2 separate regions of the Homo sapiens genome follow, and region 2 is linked to region 1. A link is a loop called in an ENCODE intact Hi-C map of the cell type or tissue named here. Cell type or tissue: gastrocnemius medialis. All regions are shown on one strand. Links, peaks and the distances in the headings refer to the core of each region. The heading gives the core; the rest is flanking DNA.

Region 1 (5,582 bases), core at 1,199-3,698:
ACAAGGATGGTCTCGCTCTCTTGATCTCGTGATCCGCCCGCCTCCACCTCCCAAAGTGCTGGGATTACAGGCGTGAGCCACTGCACCCGGCCCTGAATAACTATTAATACGTTTAATTATGGGGTGTGTGTCACACTCTGCTGTAATCTCATATTTAATGTACATGTGCCATGTCACATTTCTAAAATCTGAACAGTTCTGAATTCTGAAAAAACATTTGTCCCCAAAAGTTTGAGATAAGAAATTGTGGACCTGGGCCAGGCACGATGGTGGCTCACGCCTGTAATCCCAGCACTTTGGGAGTCTAGGGTGGGTGGATCACTTGAGGTCAGGAGTTTGAGACCAGCCTGACCAATATGGTGAAACTCTGTCTCTACTAAAAATACAAAAATTAGCCAGGGGTCGTGGGTGCCTGTAGTCTCAGCTACTCAGGAGGCTGAGACAGGAGAATTGCTTGAACCTGGGAGGTGGAGGTTGCAGTGAGCTGAGATCACACCACTGCACTCCAGCCTGGACATCAGAGCGAGACTCCACCTCAAAAAAAAAAAAAATTGTGGACCTGTGCAATACAATATTCAAATCTGGAGCCAGACTGCTTGGGTTCAAATCCAAACTGTGCCAATCCAGTAGCTGTAAGGCCTTATGAGTTAGCCTCTCTGTGCCTCATTTTCCTCATCTGATGGGCTGGTAGTGGTACTCTCCTACCGTTGCTGTAGAATCATACAAGTTTACAGTAAGTGAAGCACTTAGCACAGTGCTGTTGTTGAGTTTTCTTTACTCCACAATTACCTAACTGGGTGAATGTTAGTATCTCATTTCACAATGAGGAACCAAATTTCAGGGAAGATAACTGTGCATTTCAAACTTTTTCACACATGTAGTTCTAAGGATGTACGTGTGTGTGTGTGTGCAGGGGGCATGCAAGCGTCAGGGAAGTTGCTTTTCCAAGGTTACCCAGCACGGCTGGGCGCGTTGGCTCACGCTGGTAGTCCCAGCACTTTGGGAGGCCTAGGTGGGCGGATCACCTAAAGTCAGGAGTTCGAGACCAGCCTGGCCAACATGGTGAAACCCCGTCTCTACTAAAAATACAAAATTAGCTGGGCGTGGTGGCCCGCACCTGTAATCCCAGCTACTCGGGAGGCTGAGGCAGGAGAATCGCTTGAACCCAGGAGGTGGAGGTTGCAGTGAGTCAAGATTGAGCCATTGCACTCCAGTCTGGGCAAAAAGAGTGACACTCCGTCTCCATAAATAAATAAATAAAATAAAGGTGACCCAGCAAAGTCAGTGCTTTTAAATTTTTAAATTTTAATATCCATAGGAATTCTGCTTTGTTTCCTAAATCTGGTGTTGGCTCCCAACAATCTTGCTATAAAACAATGCTTTGGGAACATGAGCCTTGTCTATCCACTGGCTTTGAGACTCTCGAACACACAGTTAGTGTTTTGAACTCAATTTTTTGGACCTAGTTTTTCTGCCTGTTTGCTTTCTTAAAACACAGGGTCTTGCTCTGTTGCCCAGGCTGGAGTGCCGGGGCAGGATCATAGCTCACTGCAGCCTTGAACTTCTGGGCTCAAGCGATCCTCCCGCCTCAGCCTCTGGAGTAGCTGGGACCACAGGCGCATGCTACCAGGTCTGGCTGATTTTCTTTTTTTTTTTTTGAGACGGAGTCTCGCCCTGTAGCCCAGGCTGGAGTGCAGTGGCACCATCTTGGCTCACTGCAACTTCCGCCTCCCAGGTTCAAGAGATTCTCCTGCCTCAGTCTCCCGAGTACTTGGGATTACAGGCGCGCGCCTCCACGTCCGGCTAATTTTGATATCTTAGAGATACAAAAATTAGAGACGAGACGGGATTTCGCCATGTTGGCCAGGCTGGTCTCGAACTCCTGACCTCGTGATCCGCCCGCCTGGGCCTCCCAGAGCGCTGGGATTACAGGCGTGAGCCACCACGCCTGGCCTTTTTTTTTTTTTTTTTTTTTTTTTTTAAATTTTAAGAGATGGGGTCTCGCTTTGTTGCCTAGGCTGGTCTCAACTCCTGGCTTCAAGCAATCCTCCCAACTGCGCCTCCTAAAGGGCTGGAATTACAGGCATGAGCCACAGCGCGGCCGCGGAGGACTTAATTTGAGAACCTGAAGCTAAATGACCAAGGGCTTTGGTGCACGGATCAGGACGCTTCTCTCCGGCACATAGTTTTCTCGCTCCCGCCGGTGCAGACACTGGGCGCCCTGCAGGCGAAGCCCCGCCCCTCCGGACACAACCCCGCGCCTTCCTCAGAGATCCCCGCCCTCGAGACGCCCCGCCCACCCACCGGATGCTCGGCATGAACCACTAGGCGCCTGGCGGGGGTGATCTGTCGGAGCGACCGGCTTGGCGCCTGCCTGTCCCCAGCCCCTCTCAGCTTGAACTCCTTCCTTCAAGTCTGGGCCCTCGAGGCTTCCAGAGCGGCCTCCAGGGGTGCAGTCTCAGTTCCCCACGCCAGCCGTCTCCGTCCTCCGCCTCCTCCGGGCCTGGCAGGTGGCACTGTCCGGAGGCGGAGCCTTGGGCGAGGGGTGGTTGCGGCGGAGGACGCAACCGAGCGGTGAGGCGCGTGGGCCTTCGGGGGTCGAGGTCGTGGTAGTGGGGCGCGGGGAGGCCAAGACCCGGCCGAGGGGGGCGGGCGGGCCAGGGAGCAGCCCAGCCCGGGGCGTGCGCGACCTGGGCTCGCTTCCCAGCCCGACTGTGGCCGCCTGCTCTGGCGCCCCTTCTGGACTCTCGGGCCTGGCGCTCGCGGCCAAAACTGACTTCAAAGTGTGGGGAGGGTTCCTCTTCCCGGGACGCAGCCTTCCCGGGCATTGGCAGACGGTGCCCCGGTTAGACAGAGCCGCTGACCACCCCGCCCACCCCCGAGGCTGGACGCACGGATGCACACCTGGTCCTGGGAGAGACAGGCGCCCCTTCCTTTCCGCACCCCGCCGCCCCCCTCTCCCCCCCGCCGGCTTCAGATGCAGCCACCACTAATCCTGGGAGGGACAGACACACGGACAGGTGCCCCTTCCCCTCCTCACCCTCCTACTGGCTGCAGAACAGCAAATGCAGCCACCACTGACCCTGAGAGGGACAGACACACGGACAGGCGCCCCTTCCCCTCCGCACCCCCCTGCTGGCTTCAGGACGTCAAATGCAGCCACCACTTGACGCTGGGAGGGACAGAAACTTTCCAGCCCAGGCTGGCCCTGGGGCATGGGTAGACATCCCCTTGCACACATGGCTGACCCCGGAACTCAAAGATGCCCCTGACTCTGGCCCACCTGCAGCCTGGGCCAGCACCACGCTGTTGCCCCGACTGCACCAAAGACCAAGGGTGACAGACTTTGAGTTCCGGAGGCCTTGTGGTTTCAGCTAGACCCTCATCTGCCCCTTTCAGCCCCGCCACCAGCGCTCAGGGCCCCACCTAGACCAAAGCTTTGCATCCATCCCTGCAGTACAGACCTCTGGTCTGGGGATCATGGTTCTCCTGGTCTGAGATGAAAGTTCTGGGGCCCCTTCCCAGGCCTGAGCAGGCATGGTGGGCTGCTGTGACTAGAGCGAGCTGGGTCTGGAGTGGGCATTGAGGTTTGGCTCTCACATTGCCTTTGCAGGGCCTGCGGCCTCACCATGGACCCAGAATGCGCCCAGCTGCTCCCGGCTCTCTGTGCTGTTCTGGTAGATCCCAGGCAGCCGGTGGCAGATGACACCTGTTTGGAGAAGCTCCTGGACTGGTTTAAAACGGTCACTGAAGGAGGTAAGGAGGTGGTGCTGCTGTTTACTGCCTATCCAGAGACCAGACGCAGAGGCTGGGACAGGGAGCAGGGGCCAGATGGGGACTCCCCTGTCCTGGAGGAAGGGCAGAAACTGCCAATCAGATGTCTTTCCTTCACTTCCTAAGGATTATCTGTGGCAGACTGAGGGCAAGTTAAGATGAAGCCCGAGAGAATGATCTGGAGAGTTAGAGCCTGAAATTCAGCCAGTTGAGCCACGATCAGGGCACCCCAAGGTTCAGTTCTACAGAAGGCGTGAACAAACTTGTTTTATTGTTGTTCTCGTTGTATTTAGTGTGTTTAAGACATCAGATTTGTTTTCTTTCTGATTATGAAAGTAGGGGCCGGATGCAGTGGCTCATACCTGTAATCCCAGCACTTTGGGAGGCTGAGGCGAGCGGATTGCTTAAGTCCAGGAGTTCAAGACCAGCCTGGTCCAACATAGCGAGACGTCATCTCTAAAAAAAAAAAAAACAAAAATTAGCTGTGCCTGGTGGCGCACCTGTAGTCCCAGCTACTCTGGAGGCTGAGATGGGAGGATCCTTTGAGTCCGGGAGGTAGAGGTTGCAGTGAGCTATGATTGTGCCACTGCACCCTGACCTGGGTGATAGAGTGAGACCCTGTCTCAAAAAAAAAAAACAAAGTAATACATGTTCTTTAAAACATGAACAAAAGAGTAAAGAGGAAAATTAAACCATCAACGTTTTAATTTACTCCCAGCCTTTTCATAACACATAAAGCTGTATTTTTCTGGGGAAAAAAAAATGAGGTCATACTGTAAACACAATTTTGGTGTCTTGCTTTCTCTCTTGCTATCATAGTGAGTGTTTTCTCCACATAATATGTTAATGTTATTGACTACATGTTATTTGCTGTAGGAATAGACCATAATTAATTGAATCACTCCACTGTCAGATGTTTATATTTCTCATTTTTCATCATTTTAAGTAGTGTCATAGGTCAGGCGCGGTGACTCATGCTTGTAATCCCATCACTTTGGGAGGCCAAGGCGGGTAGGTCACTTGAAGTCAGGAGTTCGAAACCAGCCTGGCCAACATGGTGAGACCTCGTCTCTACTAAAAATAAAAAAATTAGCCGGGCATGGTGGCATGCGCCGTAATCCCAGCTACTTGGGAGACTGAGGGGGAGGATCGCTTGAACCCAGGAAGCGGAGGTTGCAGTGAGCCCAGATCGTGCCACTGCACTCCAGCGACAGAATGGACTCTGTCTCAAAAAAATAGTGTCAGTCGAGCGCGGTGGCTCAAGCCTGTAATCCCAGCACTTTGGGAGACCGAGGCAGGCAGATCACGAGGTCTGGAGATCAAGACCCTCCTGGCTAACATGGTGAAACCCCGTCTCTACTAAAAATACAAAAAAAAAAAAAATAGCCAGACGTGGTGGTGGGCGCCTGTAGTCCCAGTTACTTGGGAGGCTGGGCAGGAGAATGGCGTGAACACAGGAGGCAGAGCTTGCAGTGAGCCGAGATCACGCCACTGCACTGCAGCCTGGGCGACAGAGCGAGATTCCGTCTCAAAAAAAAAAAAATAGTGTCATAATGGCTTTCCTTTTACATAAATATTCTCGCATGTAAATGTTTATTCTCATGGTTGATAATTGCATTGGGATAGACTGCATGTTGTTAATTTCTGCTATTCTTTACTTCCTTTTTTTGGTTTACCGTGTTCTTTTATTCTTTTTATTTTTAAATTATATTGTATTTTTTTTTTTAAGGATGGGGTCTCACCGTATTGCCCAAGCTGTTTTCGATCTCCTGGGCTCAGGCAGTCACCTGCCTCTGCTTCCCAAAGTG
Region 2 (4,890 bases), core at 712-3,211, 310 kb after region 1:
CTGGGACGCTTGCTCTGGGAACCTGGGCCCTATACTCTGGGCCTGTCTGCCCAAAGAAATGTCTTTCCAGCCTGGTGCCTCTTCTCTGAGAACACAGGATGAAACCACAGGCTTCTATGATCTGTTTCCTGAAGGAGGAGCTCTGGTTTTAACTCTGGTCCCCAGGCTGACCACACGGGACACGTGGCCTGGGCCTCTTCCTGCGCCTTCTCGGGACATGCTCCCCACAGCTGTGCCTGGAGGAGGTGTAAGGGGCTGACTTCACCACGGGATGCCCAAGTGCTGCTGCGCCTGGGAACAAGCCCTTCCCTGCTTCGTGGCACACAGAGCCAGGTTTCCCCGAAGTAGTCTAACGCTGTTGCTAATTTAAAAATTACATATTTGTTATAGACAACCAGGAAACAAAACGCCATAAACTCATCACCCAGGAATGCTACCATTTCAGTGTTTTTCCTTTGGCTCTTTCTCCTCTGTTTTTCCCTTAAGAAATGCAAACATTAACCCTTAATAGCTTAAAGTTAAAAAATAAAAATGCAAACAGGTTGGGTGCAGGGTGGCTCATGCCTGTAATCCCAGCATTTTTGGAGGCCAAGGTGGGAGGATTGATTGCTTGAGCTCCGGAGTTTGAGACCAGCTTGGGCAATATGGCAAAACCCTGTTTCTACAAAAAGGACAGAAATTAGCTGGGCATGGTGGCACTCGCCTGTAGTCCCAGCTCCTCAGGAGACTGAGATGGGAGGAATGCTTGAGCCCAGGAGTTGGAGGCTGCAGTGAGCTGGGATTACTCCACTGCACTCCAGCCTGGGCAACCGAGCTAGACCCTGTCTTAAAAAAAAAAAAAAAAAAAAAAGCAAACATCATACACACTTTATACCTCGGGCTTTCCACGCAAGAAAGGAGGAGTGCATGACATTCCACACCTCAAGGAACCCAGCCGCCTTCTCAACTCCTGTTTGGTATGGAAGAATAAAACGTTCCAACTTCGGGTTATGGTGGAAACCCGTGTTGGGCACAGCGGTGCTGCTGACCTCCCGTTCTGAGCGTTTGCTTGCTGTGCTCAGTCGGGTTCTTGCTCAGTCCCTCAGCAGACACTTCTGAACACCCACTCTGTGCTGGGACCCTGGGGATGCACGGGCTGCAGCCGCTGGGCACCTCAGTCTCCTCCTCTTACCATGCCCGGCTAATTTTTCTGTGTGTGTGTTTTTCTGTAGAGACAGGGTCTTGCTATGTTGCCCAGGCTGGTCCTGAACTCCTGGGCTCAAGCGATCCTTCTGCTTTGGCCTCCCAAAGTGCTGGGATTTCAGGTGTGAGCCACCATGCCTGGTCTAAATGGTCTGATTTAAGCGATGCCTCCTCAGCTTAAACTGCAGGGACTGGAGAGGAAACGGACCTGGAATCAGCATTTATTCATACAGATGGCTAATTAAAGTTGGGCTTGAGCTACAAAGTGAACGTGTGCTTCTACTTGGGTATAAATGGCTCCCCAGTTAGATGCAATAGAAGTGCTCAGTGGGGCCTCACCCGCCTCTTGGCGGCCGGCTGTTGCTCGTCTTAAAAAGCGTCACCTCCCAGTGGGATATTGTGACTGATTTTAGTTAATCTTCCCTAGCACATGGCAGCGTAGGAAGCATCAAGAATCCGCCGGGAGACAGAGCTGAAGCTCCATTTCCCAGGCAGGGAGCGCCAGGCAGGCGAAGATGACGCTGTTCAGTTCTGCCCAAGTGTCTGCTCTGTCCATGGCACTCGGTTCCCCAGGCGGAACACGGGGAACAGGGTGAGAAATACATGAAACAAAAACACAGGGTGGTGCAGCGTCCGTGGCGTGGGGAGGTGGGAGTCGGAGGTTCCGGCGGGCCTGCTTCCCATCGCTGCTCCTGTGTCCCCGGCCTCGCTAGTCTTTGGGGACCAGGGATGCTGTCTAGAAAGGTCGGCTCACACTGTGCGCCTGAAGCCCAAATCTGCACACCCCCACAATTCAGTACTCCCTACGTGCCTGTCCCCTGCCCCACAGAGGAGGGTCTGAGTCCAGCCCTCTGGACTGGGGTTAGGCGCTCAGGCCTGCCCCCTGCAGGCAAGCGGGGAGGGTGCCTAAACCGGCTCTTGGCCTGGGAGTTAGGGCCCATCTTGGGGTCCTCCTGATAGAATAGGACTGGGTATTGCGTGGATAAAGCAGGAACCAGCCTCCCCAGAGACCGGGCTGCCGACGCTCCTCCCTGCCTCCCGCTCCTGAGCAGCACGGGCCTGGGGTTGCCCCAGGAGCAAATCCATTCAGACTCGCAGGTACTGAAGCCCAGGGCCGTGCTGGTGGCCTGTGGCTGATGGTACGTCATCCCCTGAGGGCGAGGCTGTTTGCTGCTGGGTTCCCGGGGCCCTGGGACCCCTAAGCACCAGCCTGTCTGGCTCCAGTGTCCCCCATTCCTCATGCTTGCAGATGCTCCCCAACGAAGGATTTTTTTCTTTCTTTCTTTAAGACAGGGTCTCGGCTGGGCACGGTGGCTCACGCCTGTAATCACAGCACTTTGGGAAGCCGAGGCGGGTGGATCCCGTGAGGTCAGGTGTTCAAGACCAGCCTGGCCAACATGGTGAAACCCCCGTCTCCAGGTTACACCCGAGGATGGAAGTCACAGGCTTCCGGCTCTGTGCCTCAGTTCCCCCCCTCAAACCCTGGTCTGACAGCAAGCCACCACTGTATTCAGCTTTGAGGGTCTGGAGTGATGGTCCCTCTGTTTGTGTAATATTTACAGAGGGTAGGAGGAAAGTTCCTTCGACCGTGACAAAGTTCAGAAGAAAATAAAGCAGGGCTGCCGAGGGGGCCTGTGCTTTGCTTGTCACCAGCAGGACGAGAAGCGGAAATCCAGCCACCTGGAGTTCCTCCATCCAGCCTCCTCAGCACCGCTGCCTGCTCCACTCACACCCACCACTTCTCTGCACAGCTGGCGCTCCTCCAGCCCTCTGTGCTTCTGCAAATGTCTCCTTCCTCCCTCCTTCCACACTCTCCCAGCCAACGTCAGGCCCTCAGAGCATTTTCCTGGTGCCCAGTTATTCTCCCTTCCTTTCTCCTGGAGGCCCCTGGCCACGAGGTATGGACCAGACCTCCTTCTGCAGGTCTCCTGAACCCGGCAGCCAGATGACACGAGAGCTCCACAGAGGCAGGGACTGACCTGTTCCTCCTCATGTCCCCAGGCCCCACACAGAGCAGCGCTACAGAAATCCATGAGCTGATGGGCAGTCTTAGCAGATCAAAGACAAAGGGCTGGGCAGAGAACCCCCGGGGCCACCTTTCCTGTTTCCTGTGCTGTGGTCGCTCTGCACACACTCCTGGCAGGGACACGCTGTATGCCCGACTCACACCCAGTGGTCCTCCTCCCCAGCTGCGGCCCCCAGCACAGAGCCTGTCGCACTGGCACCTGCCACAGTGACTGATCGAACGTGTCCGTGTGGCTGCGGTCTGGGGTCCCAAGCCTTGGAGGGGAAGCACACACAGGGCTCTCCAAACTGAGGGTTGGGACCCATGTACCCCGGGAAATCGGCTTAGTGGATTGCAATTGAAAAAAAAAAAAGGGTCAAGCCAGTGGCCCACACCTGCAATCTCAGCACTCTGGGAGGCCCGGGAGGGAGGATCGCTTGAGCCTGGGAGTTAATGAGACACCATCTCTACAAAGAATTAAAAAACGAACTGAGCGTGGTGGCATGTGCCTGTGGTCCCAGCTGTTCGTGAGGCTGAGGCAGGAGGATCGTTTGAGCCCAAGAGTTTGAGGCTGCAGTGAGCCAAGAGTGTGCCATGGGTGAGATCCCACCTCTGGAGAAAAAAAGAGAAATGAATCGGAAAAGTAGAGCCCCCTTTTATGTAATAAGGGCGGCTACTGCAACTTACTTTAGCTGTACCTGCACACCTGAGTGTGTACACTCTATCAGAGTACAAAACGTATTTCTTACTGCAGGTTGTGATGAAAAAATTGGAAAGCCACTAGGCTGCAGCGTCCTGGCTTTCCTCCGTGCCAGGACCCTCTTTACTCTGTAGTTCTCCTCTCCAGGCAAGCTGGCCTACCTTTCTCAGAACAAAAACACGAACGGGGGCTAACGTCTGTGCAGCGATGTTTACACAGATGATCTCATTTACCCTGTGAGGGTTGAGGGGCGTCTGGAGGACTGTGTGATCTTGGGTAAACGGCTCAACCTCTCTGGGCTTCAGTTCCTTCCTAGGTGAAGCTGGCTGTGTTGAGGATGCAGTGAGGCTTTGTGCACAGCGAGTGTGAGATGAAAGCGATCATCAGCTCCACTGAACAGACAGAGGAACCAAGTGACTGACGAGCCCTTCGGCAACAGTGAGGGTGCTGGGAGGGTTCAATTCAAGCTGCTGCACAGAGGCTTCCAGATACGCCCTGCAGCCCCCAGCACCACCGCACCACAACAGCTAACACGCACTCAGCACGCACCGCACACCGCGCACCGTTCTAAGTCCTTCGAGTTCATTTCCTCATTTTATCTTCACAAGAGTCCGAAGGGCTGCGGACTGTTCTTCATTCTGAGATGAAGACACTGAGGCTCACGCTTAACCCCCTGCTCCAGGTCACTTAGCTCTTAGTGGTGAAACCAAGGGTGTGGCCCTACAGCCCGAATCCCTGTGCCCTGGGAAAGCCGGTTCTATGGCCAGACCTGCCCCATCCTTACCTCCTAGCCCCATCCTCGATGGTCTCTCCTTCTTGCACTTTGCCCCCAAAGCCATTCCACCGGCCGGCCCCGAAGCCTCGCTTTTTCATGCCCAGGAGAACTCGCTGAGGCTGCAGGACCAGCACCAGGGTATAGAGCCTGGAGGCGCCCATGGTCCCTGGGTTCTGAAAGGAAGGTGAGAGGGCAGAGTCAGCCATGACGTGCGTGGAGGAAGCACGT

The links. A loop is a pair of places that touch in the nucleus more often than their neighbours do. Peaks named below come from ENCODE experiments on the same cell type or tissue, not always from the same donor. Only the 100,000 strongest peaks of a DNase experiment are listed, where the experiment ranks them.
Region 2: a loop joins it to region 1, with 2.5 times the contacts of the local background. A loop is called at or near these places in 3 of 110 quality-filtered maps.

What each region holds. Positions count from the first base shown.
Region 1 is chr7:2,552,479-2,558,060 of GRCh38, reverse strand. It overlaps BRAT1 (BRCA1 associated ATM activator 1), which reads left to right and starts at 2,537. Exons shown (of 14, transcript NM_152743.4): 1 at 2,537-2,574; 2 at 3,614-3,756. The coding sequence starts at 3,630. RefSeq lists an enhancer at 1,953-2,630 and a silencer at 2,543-2,782. In gastrocnemius medialis, for the core only: no CTCF peak of the experiment used is centred there; a DNase peak (open chromatin) is centred at 2,260; H3K4me3 peaks cover 1,985 bases; H3K27ac peaks cover 1,466 bases.
Region 2 is chr7:2,244,508-2,249,397 of GRCh38, reverse strand. NUDT1 (nudix hydrolase 1) reads right to left here. Exons shown (of 4, transcript NM_002452.4): 2 at 4,672-4,835. The coding sequence starts at 4,823. Among named protein-coding and RNA genes, the nearest start is that of NUDT1, 4.7 kb to the right of the region's middle. RefSeq lists enhancers at 57-136, 3,393-3,442. In gastrocnemius medialis, for the core only: a CTCF peak has its summit at 2,069 (motif pointing left); no DNase peak of the experiment used is centred there.